Linked DNA regions of Homo sapiens: region 1 is linked to region 2. A link is a loop called in an ENCODE intact Hi-C map of the cell type or tissue named here. Cell type or tissue: heart right ventricle. All regions are shown on one strand. Links, peaks and the distances in the headings refer to the core of each region. The heading gives the core; the rest is flanking DNA.

Region 1 (7,199 bases), core at 867-5,866, 100 kb before region 2:
ACCAAGAATATCAGGGCTGGTAAATCTAATGACACTTCTTTTTTTTGAGGTGGAGTTTTGCTCTTGTTGCCCAGGCTGGAGTGCAATGGCACGATGTTGGCTCACTGCAACCTCCACCTCCTGGATTCAAGCGATTCTCCTGCTTCAGCTTCCCAAGTAGCTGGGATTACAGGCACCCACCACCACACCCAACTAATTTTTCATATTTTTAGTAGAGATGGGGTTTCACCATGTTGGCCAGGCTAGTCTCGAACGCCTGACCTCAGTTGATCCACCCACCTTGACCTCTCAAAGTGCTGGGATTACAGGTGTGAGCCACTGTGCCAGGCCTCCTCCTTTCTTTCCTGAAAATGTGAATTTGTGTGCTCACTTTCTTTCTTTCTCCCTCCCTGTCTCTCTTTGTTCAGTTTGATTAGAGGTTTATCAATGATACTGGTATTTTCAAAGAACCAGCTTTCAGTTTCATTGGCTTTCTTTATTGTTATTCTGTTTCCTACTTCATTGATTCCTACTCCTATCTTTATTAGTTCGTTACTTCTGCTTACTTTGGGTTTAATTTGTTCTTCTTTTTTAAATTTTCTTTAGGTAGAGGTTTACATAACTGATTGTGACCTTTCTTCTTTACTAATATAAGAATTTAATGTATACTTTTACCCATAAGCACTTGAAAAAATATATTCTTCTAATTTTGGGGATAGGCTGGGCCCTGTCTTTGCCATTCACCATATAATCCCTAAAATCCAGCACAGTGCCTGGCACAGAGTCCATTCGTATTTGTTGAACAAATGAATAAATGAATGCATGAATGATTGCAGATTTCCTCTCCTTCTCTGGCTCATGCCACTTCATTGCTCACTTGAATCACTGCAGAAGCCTTCTAACTGGAGGGACTGTGTCTGCTATTGCCCTCCTTCCGAACTGTTTTCTGTACTTCTTCCAAATGAGCTTTCTGAAACCAAACTTGATGATGTTTCTGCCCAATTAAAAACCCTTGAATTGGCCGGGCGCAGTGACTCATGCCTGTAATCCCAGCACTTTGGGAGGCCAAGGTGGGTGGATCAACTGAGGTCAGGAGTTTGAGACCAGGCTGGCCAACATGGTGAAACCCCATCTCTACTAAAAATATGAAAAATTAGCTGGGCATGTTAGCAGGCACCTGTAATCCCACTTACTTGGAAGGCTGAGGCACGAGAATTGCCTGAACCCAGGAGGCAGAGGTTGCAGTGAGCCGAGATCGCTCCACTGTACTCCAGGCTGGGTGACAGAGTGAGACTCAGTCTCAAAAAAAAAAACAAAAAACAAAAAACAAACAAACACACAAACAAAAAAAACTTGAATGGCTTTCTAATGTTCTTAGGATAAAATCTAAACTCCTAGATATTGCTTATAAAACTACTTGTAACCTGGGTGCTGTGTACTTCTGTCACCTAATCTATTTTCAATCCCTGTTTATACTCCGTTCTCCAGCCATGCTAAATGTTTCCCATTACCATGAACAAGTGATGCCCTTCCCTCACTGAGAGCTTTTGTACTTGCTTTGGTCTGGAAGACTGACTTCCAACCACCTGTTTCTCTAGGTTAAGACATAGCTCTTCCAGGAAGCCATTCCTAACCCCTCAATTCTGGATTCTGGTGCACATCCTATGTTCTTTCCCTGCCACAGAAATTATTGACATACAGTACTTCATTAGTCTACATCTTCTCCTCTTCACTGTAAGGCCTCTGGAGACAAATGCCGCATCCATCTCATTCATCACTGATTTCCACAAAACCTGTTACAGTGCCTGGCAACTGGTAGGTCCTCAGAATACACTGGTTGGATAAATATTCTCTAGCATTTTCCCATCCATTTAGAACACCTTCATTGTCACTTTGGATGGCATAGGAACTTGGACTTGAAAGAAGAAAATAGGGGAGAAATAAGTTTGGAAGATGGGGTTGAGTGTTAGTTTAAAGGCAAAATGTTCTGCACTAAAATTAGTGAATTAGGTACAAGTGGAGAGGACAAGCTCAGGAGCTCAGTGGCCTTAGGATATGACACCAGTAACCATAACAGGACAGGGAAGACTGAAAATTTCTGGGACTTTAAGCTTGCTCAATGAGAGCCAGGAGTCTTTGAAGACAGGCTTGACTGTCAGCTCTGAGAATCCAACACACAGAAGTCAAGGAAAGGATGACAACAGCTAACTACATATATATATACACATATAAACATATATATGTATATAGTTAGATATATATATATCTGCACTCATTCATCCATCAACTTATTTATTATATATGAAATATATAATTATATATAATTAATAAATAATTTATTATATATAATAATAAATAATAAATAATTTATTATATATAATAATAAATAATTTATTATATATAATAATATATAATAAATAAGTAGGATGAATGAGTGCAGAATTATATATAAAATATATTATTATATATATATAATATTATTTATTTATTATATAAAAATATACATTTATTTTATATATAATAAATAAGTTGATGGATGAATGAGTGCAGATTTCCTCCAATTCTCCAATAGTGCACTTGGCTTCTGGGAGGTTCACAAGTTCTGCTGGAAGAGCAGACCATGGCAGTGAAGAATCCAGAGGGAGGCAATATAGTGCAGTGTGAACTTGCCTTCTTCCTTCTTCTCTCCAGATATACCATAAAGTTCCAAGTGAGTTAAAGCTATTATCTCACTAAATCCTCTGTGAAGAAAGCACTATTATTAATCTCATTTTGCAGAGGAAAACATCAAGGCTCTGAGAAGAAAATAACTCATTAATGATATCTGGTGTCAGGATTCAAATATATGTCTGCCTGCCTGGTAAGCCCAAACTCCTGCTCACCATGCTGTCCTGCCTCACCCCATAATAAACATCATATTTTGGTGCTTACTCTCTCAAAATTAGCTGCATTAATTACCTAATTTATCCACTCCCTACTCTAAGATACATAAACTGAGACTTAGAAAGGAAAAGTATTTTGCCTACTGTCAGGCAGATAATAAGAATTGAAGCTGGATTTTAAACCTAGATCTGCCTGTCTCCAAAGCCCAAATGCATATACTCTGGATTGTTACCTCTGTTTTGAATAATTAATTTTTATTAAAAGAGGGGTCTTTGGTTAGGGCCACATGATTAGTCAGGGTCAACTGGGGCTAGAGTCTGCCAACACTGAGCTAGAAGAGAAGGGCTTGAATCCTGCCTGGAGACAGCTCTGACCATGACGGATCTTAATATAACCCAGTCAGGTTGGGATAAGTGATGAAGGCATGAGGGAGAGGCCTAGGAAGAGAAAGGACAGGAAGTTGAGGCAATCTGGACAGAGCCTGTCCAGAGGACCAAATGGTTCCAACAACGCAGAATTGAGAACAAGTCTGGCTAGGATATCAAGCCAAGAATGAGTGGCTGTTGATAGAAATAATTCAGGGGAAAGCAAGGATAACAAACTTATATTAACCACTTAAAACTTGTTTAGCAAAGCTCTGGCTACAAACCAAGACACATTTCCATACTTATGCATATTTCCCTTTCTGTTCATTTTACATCCTATAGTTTGGTCATTCGGCAATGTTGCGATGAGACAGAATTTTCACTGCTCTAATCATTTAATATAGAGCATTTCTTTTAGGTTATAGAGACACTGCTGTATCTGCTACCATACCACCTAAATGAGGAAACTAGAGGAATGTCTTTTTTCAATCCAGGAAAGTAGCCACAATATGGAGTGATCTAGAAGAGATCAGCAGTGTGATAACTGTGACAGATTTTTTTCTTTCTCTCAGTTTGCCTTAATTGTTTTCTCCAATGTTTGTAATGCAATTGAATTATATTAAAAATAATAATGACTGTTAATTAGAATATTTAAATTAGGCTGCAAATATTTTTCCTTTCTAATATGCTAATTGCCAAAGAAGAAAGTCTATGTAGAAACCCAAGTAGAGGATGCACCAAATAAGGAAGAGCTGCTTTAGATGCAAAAGTGCCAACGGCAGCGAATTTCTTTGTTTGTTTGTTTGTTTCACAAGTTCATACATGGAGGTGGTGGGTAGTTAACAAATGATATGTTAACAGATGATATTTGTTAAGAAGCTGACAATACAGTGTGATGGCACCAGTGATAAAGTCAAGAATCTGGAGTCAGGTTGTACATGTCCCACTAATTAGCCTCGCAGCTTTAGGCAAATTTCCCTTCTGTAGGCTTCTTTTGTCTCATTTGTAAAAACAAGGTATTGGGATACAGGACTGTTAAGATCCCTTTCTATTCTAAGATATAGTGATGCTAAGTGAATGGATTCTAACAGCTCTAGTAGTTTAAGTAGCTGAGTATTAGAATCCTGATGGTGAGCCTAACAACATGACAGTAACAGTTAACAGTAGTAATTCATATCACAGGAATTCCCATCTGGTGGTCATTCACCCCTCTTCCTTCAACCCCTAGTCCTTAGCTGTTTCCAAACAAAAAAATAAGTCTAGAATGGAAATGGGAGCCAAATTCCCTGCAGCACCCTGAGAGTAGTCCTGTAGCACCTGCTTCTCTATTCTGTCCATTAAAATAAAAAATAAAATCTCCTATGTCCATCTGGTATCATTCAAAGGTTGCCAACCTGGCTTCATTCATGGGTACTAAATCCACTGACTCTTATCTAACACAAATTTTATACTTCCTATTCATAGACCCAGCATGAACGGAATCAGCAGATTGTGCTGTAACTAGTTAGCTGCATTTAATTCCAATAAGCAAACCACAAATTTCATGTAACCAATTTTGCTCTATGTGCTTCAAAATAGATTTAAGAAAGCAATTTAAATTTTTGGAGAAGATAAGACAATTCCAACAGTGCATAGCGTTTATTTTAAAATAACTAATAATTTGAAATCTAAGGTCACATTAAATGACAGAAAATAATAGATAAGTATTCAATAACAAAAATGGAAATTATCATTTAATTGGATGCGCGTAAATACAATTCTATAAAATAATGGCTATTAATCTTTTTAAAATAAAAAGTAACTGAGCTATTTACACAACCTTGGGAAAGTTTGCAATTAAAGAGGCAGTAAGGAAACAGGAAAACACTGCACATTCATTCCAACAAAAACAGTACCATAAGTATGAGGGGACTTCAAAAAGTTTGTGGAAAAATTGAATTAAAACATAAAAATAAGAATATAAGCTTTACTTCTCAACATAAGCTCCATCATGTTTAAGACACTTATAAGTGATGATATCAGCCATGTAGTCCGTTTTGAAAGAACTGTGGGTCCTGGGAAGTTAATCATGTCAATAAAGTCTTTTTTACATTATTAACTGAAAAAAATGGGTGTCCTTTAAAGATTTTTTAGTATTAGAAAACAAAAGGAAGTCAGAAGGAGCCATATCAGGATGGTAAGGTTGATGCTAATGATTGAAACTCTTGCGAAATTGTCCTTATTTGACAAGAAGAATGAGCAGGAGCATTGTTGGAGGTGGGAACTTCCTAGCGAAGCTTTACTGGGTGTTTTTCTGCTGAAATTTTAGCTGTGTCAACACATTCTCATAATAAGCAGATAATATCATTCTTTATCCCTCCAGAAAGTCAACCAGCAAAATGCCTTGAGTATCCCCAAAAAACTGTTGTCATTACCTTTGCTCTGGACCAGCCTGCTTTTGCTTTGCCTGGACCACCTTCACCTCTTGGTAGACATTGCTTTGATTGTGCTCTATCTTCAGAATCACACTGGTAAAGCCCTGTTTGATTTCCTGTTACGATTCTTTGAAGAAAGGCTTCAGGCTCTTGATGCTACTTGTTTGAAATTTCCCTGGAAAGCTCTGCTCTTGTCTGCAGCTGATCCAGGCACCATGGCCTTGGCACCCATCAAATGGAAAGTTTGCTCAACTGTAATTTTGCAGTCAGGATTGTGTAAGCTGAACCAAATGAGATATCTACGGTGTTGACTGCTGTTTGTGCTGTTAATCATCAGTCTGCTTCAAACTGGACACAAATTAGATTCATTTTCTCTTCCCAAATTGATGTGGATGATCGGCCACTACAGGCTTCATCTTTAATGTCATCTCATCTCTTCCTAAAATGAGTTATCCATTTGTAAACTGCTGACTTCATTGGGGCATTGTCCTCACAAAATTTTTGTAAAGCATCAATGATTTTGCCATTTTTACATCCAAGCTTCACCATAAATGTAATGTTTGTTCTTGCCTCAATTTTAGCATAATAATGTTGCTCTGAGAGGGGGCTCTTTTCAAACTGATGTTTTATTTACCTTAGTGCCTCAAACTCGATTCTGTTCAGATATGGTATAATACATTATAAGAGTAAGAGTTTATTTTGATGCAAGAAAATGAAATCTATGCCTAGTTTTTTCATAACATGCATTTTCTATGAACTTTGTGAAGACATCTCATATACATAATCAACCTAATGGTCTAATGAAATTTCTGTTTGTTATGAAAATATCAAATATCCATTTTGGCTCTTTTCCATACTATTTTGCTGGAAAGTAAAAGTGAAATAAGTCACTAAATCTTTTAATGCTAAGTTATAAATACATAAAGGTAAAAACTGAAGAGTTTGCCAATTGGACAAAAATAAATTCTGGTCTTTTGCTGTTTTTCTTTCTAATTTATGTACATTACCATTTTAGGAAACATAATTATGCAAAGACCATAAAGGTGTGTCATATTCCTTAGCCAAGGACAAGATGCTTTAATGGCAATTTTTGCATTTATTCTTCCTAATCTTGTAAGAACTGTCAAAGCCAAGAAAAAGTGTTACCATACTTCACTCTGACCACTTGCTTGAGCTTAATTTCCACTCTGTTGCATATGAACTCTTGAAGCACTTTATATAACTAAATGAGGGTATTACAGCAAAACAGGAGAAAGGACGATCAACCAGTAGCTATAAGAAGGTGATAGAGATTTGGAGAGAGCTGAGATTGTTGAATCTAAATGGTATGATGCACTGACAGAGGATGAGGTAAAATGAGGGAGAACACGTGGTCTGGGTTCTAGCCTTAACTCCAGTTCACCTCTAATGAGGCTCAAAATCTGTTGAAGACATTTGGACCCTCTTACCCCCAGTTTCAATAATGTATCTGGCTCTCTTACCCATTCACCTCCCCAGCTCTCTCCTCCTCACTGCTGAGCTCACTGGACACTCATCTGCAGTCTCAGCTTCTGAGATT
Region 2 (7,080 bases), core at 2,081-7,080:
TAGAATAAGGCTAATAGCCCAATTAGATTATGTTGTCAGACTTACAGCTTGAAATGTCAGAAAGTCTGAAGAACTGGTTAACCTATTACCTTTTCCCCAAACTGTTCACAAAATTGCAGTGTTTCAATCACAGGTATAAATCCTGGATCTCTCAGACAAAGAGTTCAACCACAGTAACAATGCTTTAAATAACCACCGTTTTTTTTTTTCTGTTTTATTTAATACGGTCATTGACTACATAACATATATGTATTTAGTATGGATGTCCATTCTGCTTGAGGTGGAAATAAATTTTTGCAAAATACTTTACCCTTTTGGCACTGAATTTTGTGGAGATTCAGTACATAACACATATGTTCATGTCTCTACTGACCATTTCCAATTAGGACAATTCAGAGTACTTCTTTTAGTCAAAGCCTTTTAAATAACCTTTCTGGTTCTTTATTTCTGCTAAAAATAGTGTGTGTGTGTCTGTGTGTGTGTGTTTAATGTTAACTGAAAACTATTAGAAATAATAAGAATATTTAAAAAGTCGTAGGTTACGTAATTAACATTAAATATAAATAGCTTTCCAATATTTAATCAGTAGCCATATAGAAAATCTAATGGGAGAAATAATCCCATTTGTAAGAAAAATTAAAATATAAAATACCCGTAACCTATAAACTTATAGGAAATATACATAATCCATATGTCTAAAACTTGCAAACTATACTAAGGAATTTTTTTTAAAAGACTTAAATAAATCATAATACACACTATGTACTTCTACACTATGAAGATAAAAGTGTAAAGATGTCATTTCTCCCCTAAATTATTCAATAATTTAAATGCAGTAACAATTAAAATACCAAAAGGATTTCTCTTTCAACTAGACAAAATTATATAAGAATAATCTAGAAAAATAAACATGTAAGGATATTAAGAAAATTCTAAAATTGAAGAGTGAAAGTGACTAGCCCGACTAGCTCTTAAGATGCCATGTAGCTTCAGTAATTAAACAGTTTGGTACTTGAGAAGAACAGATTATTAAAGTCATGAAATAGACCAAAATACATATAGATATTACCTTTATGTCAACGTTGTGTTTCAAATCAATGTGGAAAAACTTCTGTTTAATGAAAACTAAAATTATAACCATAAACAGAGTCAAACAACACACAAGAAAAGAAATTTTTTTTTTTTTTGAGACGGAGTCTTGCTGTGTCACCCAGGCTGGAGTGCAGTGGCGCAATCTCGGCTCACTGCAAGCTCCACCTCCCAGGTTTACGCCATTCTCCTGCCTCAGCCTCCCACGTAGCTGGGACTACAGGCACCTGCCACCACCCCTGGCTAATTTTTTTGTATTTTTTTTAGTAGAGACGGGGTTTCACCGTGTTAGCCAGGATGGTCTCGATCTCCTGACCTTGTGATCTGCCCGTCTCGGCCTCCCAAAGTGCTGGGATTACAGGCGTGAGCCACCGCGCCCAGCAGAAAAAGATATTTTTAACATGCAAAAAAAGATTAATTTCATTAATTTACAAAGAAATCATACATAGGAATCAGTAAGGAAAAGATGAAAAAAATCAGAGTGGACAATGGTAAAGATATGCTTGAGTGTTTCAATAGACAAGAAATACAAATTGCCAATTAGCAAGTAAAATTTTCAATCTCAAGTTAACAATTTAAGAAATACAAATCTAAAAAATTTTACAAATAAGATTGACAAAAATGTAGAAGTCTAACGATATCCAATGCTGGTAAAGATTTGAGACGAGGACACTCTTACATACTGGTTGTAGAGGTACAAATTGATTTAAGCTTTCAGGAGGGTATTTGGCAATATCGATCCAAATTTTAAAACCACATACTTTTTGGCCAGAAATTTCTCTGCTAGGCATTTACCCAGTGGAATGTTTGCAAAAGTGCAACAAGATATATGTGCTAGAATCTCTGTGGAAGATTGGTTTAAAATATTAAGCTACAATCATATAATGGAATATGGAGTCATTTATAAAGAATGAGGGGGATTTATATATGCTAATAAGGATATAATTCTAAAATATAAAATTCTTAAGTGAATTTTCAGATGAGGAACTATATGTATGAGTGTATTTATATTACATATAAATATTATATATAATATTTTGTGAGAGAGAAAGAGAGAGGAATCTTTTCTTTTTCTGGAAGAAAGAAAGGAAAAAAGTGCCTGTGATTACTTAGACAAAAAGTACCGGGGTTGTAAGTGAAGGTATTTGGAAGGAGATAGAAAACGAAAGCTTTCCCCTTGCAGTTTGTATCTTTCTATACCACATAGATTTTCCTTATCACATTCAATTATTTATTTAACATATCAATGCATTACCTAGGTGACAAAATTTTAGGGCAGTATTTACTTTCATTATTTTATTTATCTAAATTAAAAATGAAACAAAAATTAATGCTATTTTAACATTTCAAATAAATTGCTTTACATTGTCTATAATTCACTCTAAAATACTGCAGTATAGACAATATGATAGATTAGTTTCAGTTTAATCTTGCCCTAGGTAATTATCATTTGAAGTATACTAATCAGGAAGATCTACTTCAGGGGCAGTTAGTTAGCATTGACCCAAACCTGCAATCCAGAGGCTGCTACACCAGGCTTTCAAGTACGATATTTTATCTCTGGTCAACACCAAAGGCTTTAGATGTTAAAAGTGATTTTCACTGGTGAAATGAATGATGCTCAGATGCATGCATTGGTTAGAAATAATGTACAGATTTTCCCACCTTTGAATGAATAGCTTAGTATCTAGGCAACTAATGTCCTAACACTTCTGAATAAAGCCCCAGCTTATAAGTAAATTATTTGGCTGCCTGATGGAGGATTTTTGTCACCTGACTCTGTTAAAAGCTTAGCTGTATTTGATACTGAAACATACATTTGTCTCTATTGATGTTTGTATGCAAGTTTCTGTTAGAGTGACTAAAATGATACAGTTTGCAGAACAGGTTTTATGACTTTTTTTCAATAAACATTGCTATGAAATCTTCGTATGTGCAGCAAATTTGGTCTGAGACTCGTTTTCATTGTAACATATCATCTCATAGTGAAGTTATGGAGGAGGAAACCTACAGCCCTCACCTAAATTTGAATTATGGGAAGTCACTTCACATATCAACCCCAAAAAGATGAGTTATTGTGAATGACCAAATTATTTTAGATGAGCGTGCAACAAATTTATAATACAAGTATTAAGGGTAGTAGCTACAAGAAGAGAGCTTAGAAGCAATCTCAGCATGGTATACTCCCGCTCGGTTATCATACCTTATCTCCAGAAATATAGACCTGGCATTAGAAATTTAAGATTTGATTATGGCATCTTTATATTTTTTATTAAGCTTATAGAATTGTCTATTCCCCCCAACTTTCCTGTGTCATTTGAGATCACTATCATATTTCCAATTCTCCACCCCAGTGAGCATTTTTGCCTGGCATGTTGGCAACTTTTCTCTGCAAATATGAAAGTATTCTGCTGGTTTCTCAATGAGCAACGCCCAAGGACTTGTTTAGGGCCTTTCATCATTCTGCCAAAAGCCATGATAAAATCTGTTGACTGCAAAAAAATCCTGAATTCACAGTCAAAATATAGTCCTTCATAACATAAATTTCTGTTTTTATTCCAATTATCTTCATTTAGCACTGCCAGGATACCCACATTACCTGAAATAACAGTTGCATTTTTTGGACAAAGTTTATTTTCTCACCAGTTTTATTCCTTGGGCATGTGCCACTTTTTAATTCCTATGCAAAAATTTAAATCATCTAATCATTTATTAATTAACTTTTAGAATTTCATCCATTTAGGTCTGTTTTAAAAGATGTTCATTCTTTAAATATAATATAGTTCCAAGAGTAGTTAAAATAAGTTTGAATATCTTGCCTTTGCAAATCTAAATCTTCTGTGTGCTTCCCAGGTAGTTTATGTTGGTATACCACTTTGGCATTATCAATTTAAGTTATATTTAGAGCTCCTCAGTCTCATAATATCCTTCCCTATGTCCCTTAACAAAATTCTGACTAAGAATATTAAATATACATTATTTAATCCTCAAACAAGACATCATCATCTATATTACAAATTAACTCCTTGATTGGGAAAAATTACGTGAGACTATTTTATTCTTCTCACCTGGAAATGAAACTGCTCATCTTGCCATGAATTTTACACTGTGCCCTCAGATCACCTGATACCTGTGAAAACAGTTCTAATTACTAGAAACACAAAATATGCGAAAGATCTCAGGGACAGTCTGGTTCAGTACAGTTATTTTAAAGGAAAATTGTGTTTCTCAGAGAGGTTTAACAGGTTGCTCAGGGTTATTTAGCATGTCGGTGACAAAGGGAAACCAGAACCCAAATTTCCTGACTCTAGCCCATTTCCCCCAAGGATATCACACCACTTTCTTCTTCAATTAACTGATTAACTAAGGTTTTTTTCATGAACAGTCTTGAAAAGCCAACATGTCAGCAATTAAGAGTATGGTGAAATTGAAATAAAATCCATATGGAAATTTCAAACTCCATTGTTTAGATCTAGACAGATACCCTAAAGAACAACATTAATTCCTTGTCACCTTTAACAACAACAAAAATAATACCTGTTTTATGCTTTGTCCTTCATATTCCCAGATTAAGGGAGGTGTGAAATTGATGGTGTTATTCCTTTTTTATTTCTTTGTAGTCATCATATAAAATTAGAAACCCTTAAAATCTTTCTCTGATTGAGCTCCCCTGAAGCATCCTTTTCAAGTTTCATTCTTTGTGTTTCACATTTCATTCCTCATTTTGCTTCTAACCCTAAAACTGTCAACTTCTTTCCCTGTCCTTTCCTCAATGTTAAATTAACAAATGATGGGCAAATAGGTTCATAAATAGGTGAAATTATAAAGTACGCTCTTTCACTCTGAAGCCAAGATAATTTTTCAGTTATATACATTTAATGCTTTCTAGTAATTGGCAAAGAATCTGAATGGTGCTGCATTCAAATGAATAAATGACTCCATAGCATGAAATAGTATGGTAATAATATGGGATATGCTACCCAGAAAAAGTAAGGATTTTATATCTACCAAATTATGGACAAAATCTAACATCTGTTACAATCATGAAAGGTGTGGGTTAAAAGTTTTTTTCAAAATTAACTAAAATATATAATGTCTTAGAAATGCCTAAATATTGTTGAATATTACCAATTAACTTTTTTTAAATTTAGCTTGGCATTTTCTCATTTCCTTTGACAACATGTTTTGTACCGAGCTTTTTAGTGCCCTTCTTTTAAAAACTCAAGGTAGTTTACCACCTACTCTGCACTGTCAATGCACTCTCATTTCTCACTCTGTAGTTCTCATTTCTTATTCTTATGGTGTGGTTCTTTGTTTTTTTTTTTTTTCAAGTACCAGATTTGCAAGTAGAAAGATCTGTGTTTCTAAATGCATGGGACATGATACACTTGGAGAAGTGACTACCAAAGAGGCATGTTTATAACTGAATTCAGACACAGGGGAATGAAAGACATTGTCAATTTTTATTTATTTTTTTATTCTTTGAGTAATTATCTCTGTGGTCACCTTCTATGAACCATAATTTCCTTATCCATACAACAAAGATCCAAAATACATCATCTAAGTTCTAATTATAGGAAATTAAAGCAGCTACTTCAATGTCTATCCTATAACATAGCATAGTAACATAATCAGGTAATGTTATTCAGCAATTTGTTAGCCCACAACACTCCCCTTTCCTGTTGCCTGCCCGAACTCAGGTTTGGAATAAACATACATTTCCAAAAAGCCCATAAAGATGTAATCATGAGATTTTCTACTCTGGTAGCAGGTCGACAGATAATGAAGTCATAGTCTCTTTAATTGTAAAACCACAACACATGATATGACAGGCACTGTGATAAGCCTAACGCCTTACTATATTCAGGATTTGGAAGATGAAATTAAGTAGATATTCTTTGAAATTGCTGTTCCCCAATACATTTAAATACACCTTCTCCCCCTTGGATTTTCAACTATTTCCTTCATATGGCTATAAAAGAATAAAAACTGACAGATTTGTATTATGCTACAACATATAGTAGAACTCTGAGTAAGTAAGACATCATATATTAGTATTATAACATTATATAATCATAAAATTGGGTTATAGACTCTTGTGATGACGTATTTATTTTACTTACCAACACTGGCATCCAGTCATAGGAACTGAACTGTAAAGTAAAAGTGACCCTCCTTGACAAGAGTAAACACAAGGAATTAAGACGAAAGATGCCTTAGTTTATGTAATGTTTGGATTCCAGTGATTATTATTCTGAAAATAATCTTGAGTGGCACATTTGACGTTTTCTGAAGCCAAAGTAAGTTTGATGTTAGATATTGAAATGCAATGATTGAGAGAGTTCATTGTCAGGTTTTCTATTTTTTCTAGAAAATTTTAGAGTTATTCAAGAAATCTTAAGAATCAGTTCTCTTAGATGTGATTCTAAGGCTACCTGTCTTCTTATTTGTGAATACAGATGATTTTAAAACAAAGAGGAAAGGGAGAAGATGGAAAAACTTACGAAAAAAATAGTATTATCTGGTTAAAGAATCTTAAATAGCCATTAGTTATAAATCCTAAAAATTAACGTCATTAATAATGAATAATCAAGAAGATTTAAAACTTGGTATATTAGTCTGCTCAGGCTGCCATAAGAAAATACTACAAACTGGTGGTTTAAACAATAAAATTTATTTTCTCTCAGAAGTCTGTGATCAGGATGCCAGTAAATTCAGTTTCTGGTGAGGGCTGTCTTCTTGGCTTGCAGATGGCTGCCTTCTCAAAATGTCCTCAACATGGTCTTTCCACTGTGCATGTGTATATATAGAGAAAAAGCTCTTGCATCTCTTTGTCTTCTTTTTTTTTTTTTTTTTTTTGAGACGGAGTCTCGCTCTGTCGCCCAGGCTGGAGTGCAGTGGCACGATCTCGGCTCACTGCAAGCTCCGCCTCCCGGGTTCACGCCATTCTCCTGCCTCAGCCTCCCGAGTAGCTGGGACTACAGGCGCCCG

What was found. Peaks named below come from ENCODE experiments on the same cell type or tissue, not always from the same donor. Only the 100,000 strongest peaks of a DNase experiment are listed, where the experiment ranks them.
Region 1: it touches region 2 in a loop (2.0-fold over the local background); 1 of 110 quality-filtered maps calls a loop at or near these places.

What each region holds. Positions count from the first base shown.
Region 1 is chr7:113,061,040-113,068,238 of GRCh38, reverse strand. No RefSeq gene overlaps it. Among named protein-coding and RNA genes, the nearest start is that of GPR85, 22 kb to the left of the region's middle. In heart right ventricle, for the core only: no CTCF peak of the experiment used is centred there; no DNase peak of the experiment used is centred there.
Region 2 is chr7:112,962,134-112,969,213 of GRCh38, reverse strand. All of the region lies in intron 4 of HRAT17 (heart tissue-associated transcript 17), which reads left to right. Among named protein-coding and RNA genes, the nearest start is that of SAMTOR, 26 kb to the right of the region's middle. In heart right ventricle, for the core only: no CTCF peak of the experiment used is centred there; no DNase peak of the experiment used is centred there; H3K4me3 peaks cover 547 bases; H3K27ac peaks cover 1,832 bases.